Regions from separate parts of the Homo sapiens genome. Here region 2 is linked to region 1. Evidence: read pairs that join two places in POLR2A ChIA-PET (ENCODE). Cell type or tissue: endothelial cell of umbilical vein. All regions are shown on one strand. Each heading gives the region's core, and the rest is flanking DNA. Links, peaks and the distances in the headings are about the cores only.

Region 1 (6,686 bases), core at 1,087-5,086:
TGTATTTTTAGTAGAGACGAGGTTTCGCCATGTTGGCCAGGCTGGTCTTCAACTCCTGACCTCAGGTGATCCGCCTGCCTCGGCCTCCCAAAGTGCTGGGATTATAGGCGTGAGCCACCGTGCCCAGCCCAAATGTGTCATTTTAGATTTCACTTTCTTCTTGAGACCATGATGATGCCACATGAGAAATCCTTAAGTCCAGCTCCAATTATACTGCATATCCTAGAATGGACCATTACATTAACAAGAATTTTCATATGCTAACCATGACATGTACTTCATATCATGAATGTAGATGGCTAATTTTCACACATTACCATGCATTTCAGCATTCCCTAGAGTTATCTGAAGCATCTGGGGGGAAGGGGGAGAGAACCTTTAAGTTTTCTGCTTCTGAGACTATTTTGTTGTTATTGGATATCGCTTTGACCCCCTTCTTTTAGTGCTTATCACTAGGCATCTGCCGTATTTAATGATGTGTGTCATTTCATTTAGTATCACTGACTTGGATCAATTCCTCTTCCAGGTTTCTGTACTGTCTTGATACATGTATTTGTTTTGCTTTGAAAGAAAAATCAACAATTGAATTGCCAGTGATAGACATATGAGTAGGACCATTCTTAATGGATATGTAGAGATAATTTCTCTTCCTTTAATGTCTGTGAATTATCATCCACTGTGATGCATTTAAAAATGCAACTCAACAACAGTAGTCTACTGACAAACAGGTGACTGCTGCCTGTGATGTGTTTTCAGTTGTTGGCTTTTCTAAGTAGTTACTTGTCAGAGAGAAAGGAAAAAGGATGAAAATATCCATTTTGACACCTCTTGAAATGTGTTTGTTGACTGTCTCTCTTTTAAATCGCCCTGTACCTATTTGGCATCACTAATCACAATGCTAAGTGACTTTTTACTTTACTAGGCATTAAACTTGTGCTGCTTAACCTTTGAGCATCAAACAGGCCTTTCCCCAGCACCCTGCTGTATCTTTAGTACAAAACTCCTGAATCATTATCCATCTTGAGGATCTGCCTTGCCTTAGAGGTACTCTGACATTTGCTAAGACTTCCCATTGGACCTTGCAGACATTTCCAGATCATGACAGTGTCATTTGATATTTTGGTTTTAAACATCATCAGAGTGGCTTGTGCTGAAGAACCAGAACTAGAAAGAAAATGTAAAATGAAAAGAAGGCTATTGCCTCTGTGCTGATTGTTAAGATGGCATTGGAAACATTTTTGTTTTTACTATGGATATAGTCATAAAACCATGAATATTTTTCAAAGGATCACAGTATGAAATACAGAGCCAACGGTAGAATATATTAAATTAGCCCATTTGAAAGAGGGTCTATCTGTAAATAAACCTTGCAGTTAAGAAAGCCAATTATGATAAAACTGTATAGTTACCTGGTAAACTACTGTTTATAAACTACTTTAATTTTACAATATCTTATTTGAACCTTACAAGAAATGTGTGAACATAGTAAGGTAGGGTTACTCTCCTCATTTTGCAGGTGAGGAGACTGAGAATTAGAAAGGACATGTGATGGCCGGGCGCGGTGGCTCATGCCTGTAATCCCAGCACTTTGGTAGGCGGAGGCAGGCGGATCACCTGAGGTCAGGAGTTCAAGACCAGCCTGGCCAATATGGTGAAACCCCATCTCTACTAAAAATACAAAAAAAAAAAAAAATTAGCTGGGCATGGTGGCGTGCGCCTGTAGTCCCAGCTACTCGGGAGGCTGAGGCAGAAGAATCACTTGAACCTGGGAGGCGGAGGTTGCAGTGAACCGAGATCGCGCCACTGCATTCCAGCTGAGTCAAGATCCCGCCACTGCACTCCAGCCTGGGTGACAGAGCAAGACTCCCTCTCAAAAAAAAAATTAAGAAAGGCCATGTGACTTACTCCTAATTTCCTGGCTTGCATGAGGCTGAGCCAGAATTTGAGCCTAAAGCTTCTCTGAGTCCAAATTTGGTGTTCTCTCCACTATATCGTGCTGCTTCTACTTATGGGATTGGGAAATATTCGGGAATTTTAATTGACAAAAGTGAACTGTGTTCAGGACAGAACTTAAAACTAAGGTAGATATTAAGGGAACACCCTATAGTTCAATGGGTGTTTTTCTAGGCTATAGATGAGGAGAATGCCAAGGTTATTACCTACTCCAACACCACCACTTTGTGGTACAAATTAACAAAGATACCCCCCAAATCTATGTATGGTTGGCTTGCACAAATTAACTTTGTATTTGGCAAAAATAAAAAGCCCTCAGGATAATATTTCCCTTATGTAGTAAAATAGCTATAATAGAATTTCACAATCTTTGTTATTTTCTGTTGAAATGTCCACAGGAAAATTAGAATTCTGCTAATTGATTTTTTTTCTGTATTTATAATAAGCCCTCATACAATTGAAGCATATCTGAGAAAACTAGAAATCTATTTTATTTATCTTGTAATCTGAAAAGGGAGTGTTATAAAAATTAATAAGGTTTCCTAGAGTAGGAAATAAAAATTTTAAAAATGAAGTAATGATAAACATTAGGCTCTTTAAATATATACGAGGCATATAGAATTACAAATCAACCTGGAGAGACCAATTGGAGGGAATGATGACAATGAAAGTAGATGCATTTTAGGATGTTTGGCAGATTAATCCTTCAGTTTTATCCCTTCAGAGGTATGAGAGGTCAGTAGCATGTCTAAATGTAGGCTTATGTTATTTACTTTTCATCATCACTGTGAGGAAGGGTGAATTTTTTAATAAAAAGAAAAAAACTATCATAGCATGGAGCTTGCTTTTTTTAATTGGCAGATAATTTTACACTTAATATTTCTCTCTCAGCTCCATACGTTATCAGTTTAATTACTCTGAGGCCTCAATAAAAAAATTAAGGAAACTAAAGTAGGAGAGTTTGCAGTTTACACTCAGCTGTTCTGAGTTCACTGAAAGTGAAATGCCAAGCTGCCAGGGATCTACTGCATGAAGCTCTCGTGAGGCTCCTGAGTGGGCCGAGAAGTGGCAGATGAGCTTCGTGTGGATACGGTAAAGCATTTAGTGAAAAATGAAAGTGAAAGAAGCTAGGCTGCATTCACAGGCTGGCAGGCTTTGCCTTCTCAGTTTCAAACTTGAAAAAGGGATCTAGGAGTGACTGGTAACCATTCTGTGAAAAAAAAAAAATTAGCTCAGGAAGGTGTTGTAATCACAATGGTCCACACTCTGCAGATCAGTCTCAGGAAAGAGATTGGCATCCTAACAGAAGACATTCTACTTCCTTAGTACAAGATTAGGGTCCTCCAGACAGGATGAATTATTGCAAGTAATTCTGATTGCTGCTTCTGTTTAAAAACAGGCTGCTGCATCAGGCTAGAGAAGGCCCTTTGTAATGAAGTAAAAATGGGTGAAAATTCCCTGTTATGAAAGACCAAAACAATTAGTGCTCTTCTCTTGGAAAATATAATAGTTGAGTGAGAAGCTTCAAAGAGCTGCCTGGCCCTTCCACTCCTTTTGCCATGTGAGGACACAATGTTCATCCATTCTACAGTGTAAGGATGCAGAGGCTATGCTCAGTGTTTTTGAAATCAAGAAATCATAAACATTTGGATAGGATAAATGCAAACCTATTTACCAAACCCAAGCATGTTGAAACCTTAATCTGTTCAGGCTGCTCTACCTGAGACTGGGTAATTTGTAAACGACAGAAATTTATTGCTTACATTTCTAGAGGCTGGGAAGTCCAGGATCAAGGTGCTGTCAGATTTAATGTCTGATGAGTGTTTGCTCTCTGCTTCCAAGATGACACTTCTTGCTGTATCCTCACATTGTGAAATGGACAAACGCTGTGTTCTCGCATAGCAGAAGGAGTAGAAGGGCCAGGGAGCTCTCTAAGGCCTCTTTTGTAAGGGCATTAATCCCATTCATGAGGATAGAACCCTTATGACTTAATCACTTCTCCAAAGGTCCCACCTCTTAATACAGCTACAGTAAGAATTAAGTTTCAACATAAATTTTAGAGGACTACAAACACTCAAACCATAGTAAAGGGTATCTTTGAAGCATTGCAGAAACAAATGGGGAAAGGGAAGTACCATACATGACTCACAGAACAACTTATCCTGGAAGTTCTAAAGAAATAGCATGTTTAAAAAGTGAAGTGATTCAGGTCAACTCATGCACTATAGATACATGGTTGCTTTGTAAGAGAAACCAAGGAGGAAAAGCCATCCTTTCTACAAAGCATCCCTTGGTGACTCCCACCAAAAATAGAATCACAAGGCTAAATTGATCATGAATTTGGTATTCTTCATGGCTTTAGTTTTAAAAATATTTTTAAAGTATTAAAAGGATTAGTATTGAAGATAGTAATACTGGTAATGGTTTGCAAAGCTTCTTGTTCTTGTCCTACTTTGGACTCCACCTGCATTTACACAAAGTACCTTCCTGTCAAAGTCATGGACCTAGAAATCCAGGCTTAGTGCTTGTGGATGCCATCTGGTATGGGGGTCAGCTTACGGACTTTGAAACTCCACAGATGTCCACCACTTATTAACTACATGATCTTATGCAAGCTTTTTAATTTCTTGGAGGCTTACTCTTCTCATTTGTAAAATGGTTTTATAATACCTATCATACGGGATCCTTTTAAGAATGATTGACGCAATATATGCAAGTCACTTAACACAGTGCATGGTATCCACTAAATGCTAAGTAAACAGCAGCTCTTACTATTGTTGTGAGCTAAGTGAGCTATTTATACAACCCTGGATTCAAAAAGTTGTAATAAATATGGTGGATAAGGTGAGCCCACATTTTCCTAATAAAACTTTAAAAAAGTTTTATGACCATTTTGAGTGTAGCTGGACTTTTAGAAATGTAGACGAAACAGTGAAATGTGTAGTTATGAAATTTAATTTGTTTAGTTATACAGATATATTCAAATTGTAGATGATGCAGAATAATCTCTTCAGGTATGATACTTTGCTTTTCCTCCCCACTATCTCATTTTGTAAAACAATTCTATTGAAACTTCACGCGTATCTCTGACATTGGTGTTTCTAGAAGCACTGGAGCTAATTTTTGTGTCATCTAACAGTTTTCCAGAGCATATTACATTCATGTCCACCTAAGTTTTTAGAGATACAACACTTTAATCTGTGTATCAGAGTATCAATGTCAGGCTTTTTCCGCAAGCCACAAATACTCATTTGCATACCACTAGGTCCATTGGCTTTTCCATTCATCTTGCATGTGTATATTGGTGATCTTCGTTAGGTATTTACTGCAGGGAAATCTTAAGTAATCTTTCAAAGGCTTGTTTACAATGATCTCCAACACTTAGTACTATGACGTCACACCCTGTAAACAATTAATAGGTCTGTGTTAAATTTCATTATCTTAACTGCCTTCCCCAATTTTGTACGTTTACATCATAAGCATCTAAAACCCATATTAAGTTGTTCCAGACTAATGCGTGTTTTCCAGAGAGTACATTATTAAGAATAATTTGGAAAATGTCCCTTGGAATTAAGCACTTGAATGTAAGACATCTTCCTCTTTTTTTCTGCGAGATAACTTGTAGGGAGCAACGGGAAGGTATGCTTTATATTTGTGAGGATAGGAATAGAGATTTTCTTGAAATATTTATCCAATTATATGACTTTAAAATCATGCAAGTTTCTTATTTTTATTCATCGTATATATGTATTAAATGCCAGGATGATCCAAACACATAGAAGGTGAAGTTCCTGCCATTATAGGAATTTTTGGACCTTAGAGAATATCCAATTCCAGAACAATGCATGGAATACTTTGTGGAAAGCATTTGCAGAGAGAAAGCTGTGAGTTGCAGCCCTTGTCCTCAACAACTGACAGCAAATTTGTCAACAAATTTAATTATGTTTATATCAGGCAGAATGTGTTTGAAGGGCCTGCACACGTTTCACATAGGGAAAAGAAAGAGGTGAAGAGAGAAATGTTACATGTAAAAAATTTTACATAGTAAATCATCACATGGAAAAACACATTTTTCACTGGCAAGTAAAGAAATACAACAACAAAGTAACAGGTAGCGACATATATGTATTGTGATGGCTAAGCACTAAGTGAGGTGTTGGAGAAGCTGTAGAGAAACAGGTACAATTTCAAGGTGGTGCCGTTAGGTGACAATTCATGGAAATGTATACATAAAACAATGTTAAGTGAAAGAATTAGATCACAAAAGAGTATATAAACGCTGATTATATCTATAATAATGTGTGTATGTTGACATCTATTGAAAGAGGATTTGAAAGAATGTAAGTTTAATGTTGATTTGAATTTTCTCTCTGTAACAGTGATTTAAATGCATACTAATTTGAAAAGAATACAATGAAAAATGACTCCCCATCACACCCCTAAAACACATAATAACTACACACATCTTGGTAAATAGATTGTGGTAGAATATGATGTTCATTGTTTGTGATGTTGCAACATTATCTATAAATCAAGGACTTAATTGAAGTTGTACTTCCCTTCTTTATCTACTGTAAGTCTGATGAAGCATTTTTTGATCACTGTTTATTATAGTAATGAGAAAAGAATAAATCTTTTCCTTATAAATCCTGACAATCTGCATTTTAAATCCTTGCACAACCTGAATTCTTTGTCTCCACTAAATGAATACAGAAAGTTTAAGCCTGTGATTG
Region 2 (6,686 bases), core at 880-4,879, 100 kb before region 1:
GTTTGGAGTTTCTCCAGGGACCCCCTCCCACCTGACTGTCTCAATAATAAATACTTTGTATGTACTAGCTCGTTATTATTACTGCTATTATTATTTTTATTAGTTAGAGTTTAAAGAAAAAGCAGCAGTAAAAAAGGAGAGACTGAAGTTGCCAATAAGGAAGGGAATACATGTATTTCAATAAATGCCTTAATAAATAAATAAATCTTCAGGAGGAGAGAAAAGGAGAGTTGTCTCGCCACAAAGATGAGCAGAATAGAAAACAGTTGATTTCTAGGCGAAGGCAGATGATTAAACTCCTGGGAGATAGATTCATTTTTACAAGGTAGAAATCAAGCTAATCCTTTAGAAATGAAGAAAGGAAGGTAGAATTGGAAGCCTGTGGAGGCAGGGGAGGTCTGGGGACACTTGGGGAGTCAAACCACAGAGCACGCACTAGACATAGCCAAGTTGTGTTTTGTCAATGCTTGATCATGGCTGAATTCCTTGTGGCTAAAAAAAATTATGCCTGGTGGAGGGGATAGCTCAGCAGCCTAGTGACAGCAACAAGTTCAGACATGGTTGAATGGGATGGTTATGATGGTAAGTAGAAGTGAAGGAGCGTGGAACAAGGAATCAGGAGACTTGGATTCATTTTTTAACTTTAGTATATCAACTAGCTTGTATGACCTCGAATAGTTCGCTTGACCTTTGGATCTCAGTTAATTCACTTGTGAAATAAGAGAGCTACATCAGTTTATCTCTAACATTACTTCTAATTCCAGAATGTATGACCCTACAGGGCCGATTCTAGCATCTAGCTGCACCAGAAAGGAGTCAATTGAAATGGCAAGAGTTAAGAAAGTAATGGGAAGGCCCAGGGAGGTTGGGATGCAGGTTCAATAAAAGTGAAGGTAGATGAGGGAACTCGTGTCAGTCTCTCAGTCTTTCTGCCTTTAAGATTTTTCTTTTCTGCACTCAAAATTCTAAGACTAGTTTGTCTTTTTTTTTTTTTTGTAGCAAATATCATTATGGCTATTGTGAATTTAATAGGCTATGTTTGACACACACAAGAGTAAATGTTATTTTAGTTTTACATATCTAAAATGTTCATTAACACATCAGAAATAAACAGTTCACTTGTAGGGAGTTATTTTTTTTCTTTTAAACAGAACATAACAAAAGAGTATTTTATGCTTTCCCGTGCCCATAATAACATTACATTTTGGAGTAGCTAACTAGGTTGCTTGAACACGCTGTTACAGAACTGGTTAATCCATAATTCAGCAGGTTCTTGGCTTCCAAGTTGCCTTATTGACAAGCCTGAAGAAAGTGGATGGAACTAATTAGCACTCAGCATTATAAAATAGGAAGAATTAGATAAAGCAGCTTCAATATTAAACTCAGACCCCTATGAAGATATTCCCTTTAGTTATGGGGATTTTGAAATGATGGACAGGCTAAACCAAAACTCATAATCCTATTACAGTCTCCTACACCCACCTAATAAGCTTCAAGAGCCGTTTCCTTGGAGTCTGGGATATTGCCATCTTCCTCTAGGCTTTTCTGTATATAGCTTATAAATTCTTTACTTGTTTCCACTAAATACTTTGTTATTTAAAATAGCATAAAAGAGAGTATATAAGTATATATACATATTGAGGTATTTTGACTGTAATAATACCCTTGGCCTGTAGGGAACTTCAAATTATTAATAATTTCAGAGGAAAGCTTTTTAAGAAAAAAGCTCCAGGCTTAGCTGTAATGAGGCATTTGAAAAGGAGGAGGGGTTATGTTTATGTGCGTAATGAAAATATTGAACCCTTTGGGATGTTATGAACCATGGTGCACTAATAAATGATCTTCCCATTTCAGTGTTCCAGCAGACATCTTTGTACCCCTGATGTACTCTTGCAAAATGCCTATAGCTCACATATCCTTTTAAATATTTCTATCTCCTAACATTCGTTACTGTGGGTGGGGGTGCAACAGGATAAATCTGATGGAGAAAGGAGGACAATACAAGAAGCAGACAAAGTTGGTGGTTTAGAATAATGAGCCCATTTTCAGCTGAGCTGTGTAGTTCATATGAATTAATTAACCCCTTACAAACATTTGTCTGACAATCCAAATTCTCATTCAGTTCAATGGGTTTTATAATTATCATTTAACTAAATAGCACTAAGAACTGTTTATATCCTGACATTAAGGAAGCTTTGTCGAATTCTTTTTCTGTAAATCATCTGAAGTTGTTTACAATTTGCAGTAGTCTTGGTTTGTGCTCAGGTTGCTGTTTTGCTGCTTTAAAAAATATTTTCAGGGTGCTAATTATAGAATATGCTCTAGAGTTTGGTTAGCTTTGTAAGAGTAGAAGACCTTTGTAAAGAACGTTTTCACATTTTAATTGGAAGAATGTAGGCTTAAGCTATTATCTGTCATGTTAAACAAAAGGAATCCGATGATGCTCAATGGATATAGAATGATTAATTACTCATTCTTAAGACCTGTGCCATTTAGTTCCTGGTGATAAGATGGTGATAAAGCACTTTTTACCCAGAAAGAGAGAAATGAGAGTATTGTGATGACCATGCTGCAACAGAGTGTGAGAACACTTAAAAAAAAAAAAAGTTTGAAATGAGAAGCATCTGGGACCTCCCTTCTATGCTGTTGTGTATGTAATTGCTTTTAATTTTGTACAAAAAGTTAAGGTACTATTAATAAGCATTTTACTTCATTGAGTGTCTTCTGATTACAAGGAACAAAAAGCTATTTAAACTGGGTGTTCATTGAACAGATACAGAGAGGCTCAAGGGAATTCAGGGCAGGATGTATTATACACCTAGACCTAGAGCCCTGGAAATGGGATCTTTGCTCTCCTTTCAAGGTGGCTCTGTGGTCCTTCACATCATGAGTTCATGGGCCTTTAATCTAGTGCTTGAAACGAGACTTCACTTATCCTCATCTAACTGCTCCTTCTACCTCCTGACAAAGATTCTTGGGTCCCAATTCTATGTTCCTGTGACAGGAATGTTATCTGAATCCTTTTTTTTTTTTTTTTGCACCAGGCCCCAAGTCTTTGACAAGCCTAGGATGGTTCCCCTGTAGGTCGGGGTCCTTCCCTGATTCAATCAGCTATTACCATTTTATTTATTTGTTTATTTTTATTATTATTTTTTTGAGACTGAGTCTCACTCTGTCACCAAGCTGGAGTGCAATGAGGTGATCTCGGCTCACTGCAACCTCTGCCTCCCGGGTTCAAGCGATTCTCCTGCCTCAGCCCCCCAAGTAGCTGGGACTATAGGCACACACTACCACACCTGGCTAATTTTTGTATTTTTAGTAGAGACAGGGTTTCACCATGTTGGCCAGGCTGATCTTGAACTCCTGACCTCAGGTGATCTGCCCACCTCAGCCTCCCAAATGCTGGGATTATGCTCCCGGCCTCTACTATTTGTATTATATAATAACAAATTTAATCCTCACAAAAATCCTATTAGGTTAAGTACTATTACTATATTCCCTTTTATAGTGGGGGAAACTGAGGCAAGGAGAGGTTAAGTAACATTTCCAAGGTTATGTAACTCCAGGGTCTGTGATGAGTTAGGAGATCTGGTTTCTAATGCTTGACCCATCACTGTGCGAATGACTTGAAGTGAATCACTTAATCTCCCTGGGCATTCAGCCATTCCATGAACAGTTTAAAAATTGTTTTTCTAATTTTTTTTATTGACAAACTAAAGGGAGGAATCAGGTCCACTGCCACATTGTCATAGGCACTGCTTGGTTGTATGGAACAGAAATCTACATAAGGTAGCTTGAGTGAAGGGGTATTTATTTAAGGATGTGATAAGCAACCTTGTGGACATCCAAGGATAGGAAACAACAGTGAGACCACAGAGTGTCTTAGGCTGGAACCAAAATGGAAAAGTTAGAAATATAAGTTGCTCTCAGGCCGGGGGTGGTGGCTCATGCCTGTAATCCCAGCACTTTGGGAGGCCGAGGCGGGCAGATCACAAGGTCAGATCGAGACCATCCTGGCTAACACGGTGAAACCCCATCTCTACTAAAAAAAAAAAAAAAAAAAAAAAAAAAAAATTAGCCGGGCATGGTGGCACACACCTGTAGTCCCAGCTAATCAGGAGGCTGAGGCAGGAGAATGGCATGAACCCAGGAGGCGGAGCTTGCAGTGAGCCCAGATCGCGCCATTGGTTTCCTTTGTTTGAACATGACTGCCACAACTATGATACAGTATGTTGCTTACTTCAAGTGCCTATCTTTATGTGACATGGGTCTCTCCAAGTTCAGATTCTTGTGACAGAATCTGACTGATCCAGCTAGCCTGTGAATTTGTTTCCCTTAAGTCAGGTGTTCATTCTGTGGCCAATCAGCCAGAGCAGAGATAAGATCACATGGTGATAGGACTGTCACCTTTTCCAGGCACTTGATGAAAGAGCAGATTCTCTGAGAAGGGTATGGGAAGGGCTGGCAAATAGACTGATGTTTGCTACACCCATAATCCTAGCACTCTAACACAATTTTAAAGCATATTGTGTATTTCTCCATAGATCATCATTTTGGCTACATAAATATATATATATGTATGTTTTTGTTGTTGTTGTTTTGTTTTGTTTTTGAGACGGAGTTTTGCTGTTGTTGCCCAGGCTGGAGTGCAATGGCACAATCTTGGCTCACTGCAACATCTGCCTTCTGGGTTCAAGCAATTCTCCTGCCTCAGCCTCCCAAGTGCTGGAATTACAGGCATGCACCACCACGCCTGGCTAATTTTGTATTTTTAGTAGAGACAGGGTTTCTCCATTTTGGTCAGGCTGGTCTCGAACTCCTGACCTCAGGTGATCTACCCTCCTCGGCCTCCCAAAGTGCTGGGATTACAGGCATGAGCCACCGCGCCCGGCCATGGCTACATAAATATTTTTTAAGCACTTCACTGTATACCAGGGACTTTACTAGGACTACACTAGCTTCAGGCCCTCCATTTCCTAATTTGTAAAATGAACTATCCTGTCTTGCTTTAGAATTCACCCACACACACACACACACACACGTTTATGCGTTTATCTATATTATACTGAATACAATTGTCCTTTCATATCCGTAGATTCTACATTCATGGATTCAATGAAAGGCATATCGAAAATATTTTTAAAAATGACATCTGTACTAAACATGCACAGACTTTTTTCATGTCCCCTAAACAATACAGTATAACAACTTTTACATAGCATTAACATTTTATTAGGTATTTTAAGTTGTCAAGAGATGATTTTAAGTATACGGGAGGATGTACATAGGTGATATGCAAATACTATGCCATCTTATATAAGGAACTTGAGCATCTGCTAATTTTCTGGTTTCTGAAGGAAGTTCTGTAACCAATTCCTCATGGATACCTAGGGATGATGGTATATTGCCTTTGTTACCAAACCAACCGGAATTTTGTTTGTTTGTTTGTTTTGAGGTGAAGTTTTGCTCTTGTTGCCCAGGCTGGGGTGCAATGGTGCAATCTCGGCTCACTGCAACCTCCAACTCCTGGGTTCAAACGATTTTCCTGCCTCAGCCTCCCAAGTAGCTGGGATTACAGGCATTCACCATCACACCTGGCTAATTTTGTATTTTTAGTAGATATGGGGTTTCACCATGTTGGTCAGGCTGGTCTCGAACTCCTGACCTCAGGTGATCCACCCACCTCAGCCTCCCAAAGTGCTGGGATTACAAGCATGAGCCACCACGCTTGGTCCCAGCCAGAATTTATTTATCCAAATGAATGTTGTGCAGTACCCTGAATTTGAGCTAGAGAAGAAATTCAGTATAATTTCTTCAGTTACATCTAGTGTTTAACCAAACTTTAGTATTACCCAGGTTACTTATTGATTTGGCTCTGAAATATTTGTTTTGTAAAACAAATCTATTAAAAGTCAAAGACTTGCTGTCATCAAAACTATTTAAAAGGCTGTGAGGCCTACTGTAAAGATATCCCAAAGAAGGACTTCACAAATGTTTTTTGCCAATGATAGAATCATTCCTTAATTCTGTAGCTCCTAAAGTAACTACCTTGAAGAGCACGGATCTTACCAACATATGTAGGTTGTTTAAAAAATCATTCATATTATGTACAGAATCAAAGATTTAAAAAAGTATACAAGATACAAATACCCAGTTAAATCTATAGTTAGGCATTTGAGACTTAAAAAACAATTTGGTGGGACTCTTTACTGAAGTATTAAAAAACAGAATTCTATCTCACATCTATTTCACCTACTGTGACCCAGTATCTAAATATGTCAGTATACTTCTCTTCTTATGCTCACATAGGAAAAAATTGGATTGAAATGCTTAGGACACACTGGAAACTAGATGAATTTAGAGCTTTTAGAGGAAAAACACCTTGCCACAGATCTCCCCTGAACCAGCCAAGTTAATTAATCTTGGTTTTTGTTGTTGCTCTTGCTGTTGTTTTACCATAGTTATGCAAAAGTAATGCTGCAAGTACAGACCAAAGCCCCAGAGGAGGTAGTTGAAGTTCAGCAAAATAGATTTACCAAATCCATTTGTGTTTGCCTGGTTTTATGTTGGCATTTAGAGTCTATCTTTATTTTGGTAGCTTTGTAGCCTGAGAGTGAGAGAGAATATATGTGTATAGGTATGTTTATATGTATTGCTGACAAATTCAAAGACATTTGATTAAATAT

The links. ChIA-PET counts read pairs that join two places held together with the same protein. Peaks named below come from ENCODE experiments on the same cell type or tissue, not always from the same donor. Only the 100,000 strongest peaks of a DNase experiment are listed, where the experiment ranks them.
Region 2: POLR2A ChIA-PET joins it to region 1 with 6 read pairs; 2 of 35 experiments call an interaction of 5 or more read pairs at or near these places.

Annotation. Positions count from the first base shown.
Region 1 is chrX:97,560,664-97,567,349 of GRCh38, forward strand. All of the region lies in intron 26 of DIAPH2 (diaphanous related formin 2), which reads left to right. DIAPH2-AS1 (DIAPH2 antisense RNA 1) reads right to left here and starts at 3,872. Exons shown (of 3, transcript NR_125391.1): 1 at 3,717-3,872. RefSeq lists an enhancer at 2,894-3,183. In endothelial cell of umbilical vein, for the core only: no CTCF peak of the experiment used is centred there; a DNase peak (open chromatin) is centred at 3,158; H3K27ac peaks cover 1,166 bases.
Region 2 is chrX:97,460,254-97,466,939 of GRCh38, forward strand. All of the region lies in intron 26 of DIAPH2 (diaphanous related formin 2), which reads left to right. Among named protein-coding and RNA genes, the nearest start is that of DIAPH2-AS1, 100 kb to the right of the region's middle. In endothelial cell of umbilical vein, for the core only: no CTCF peak of the experiment used is centred there; no DNase peak of the experiment used is centred there.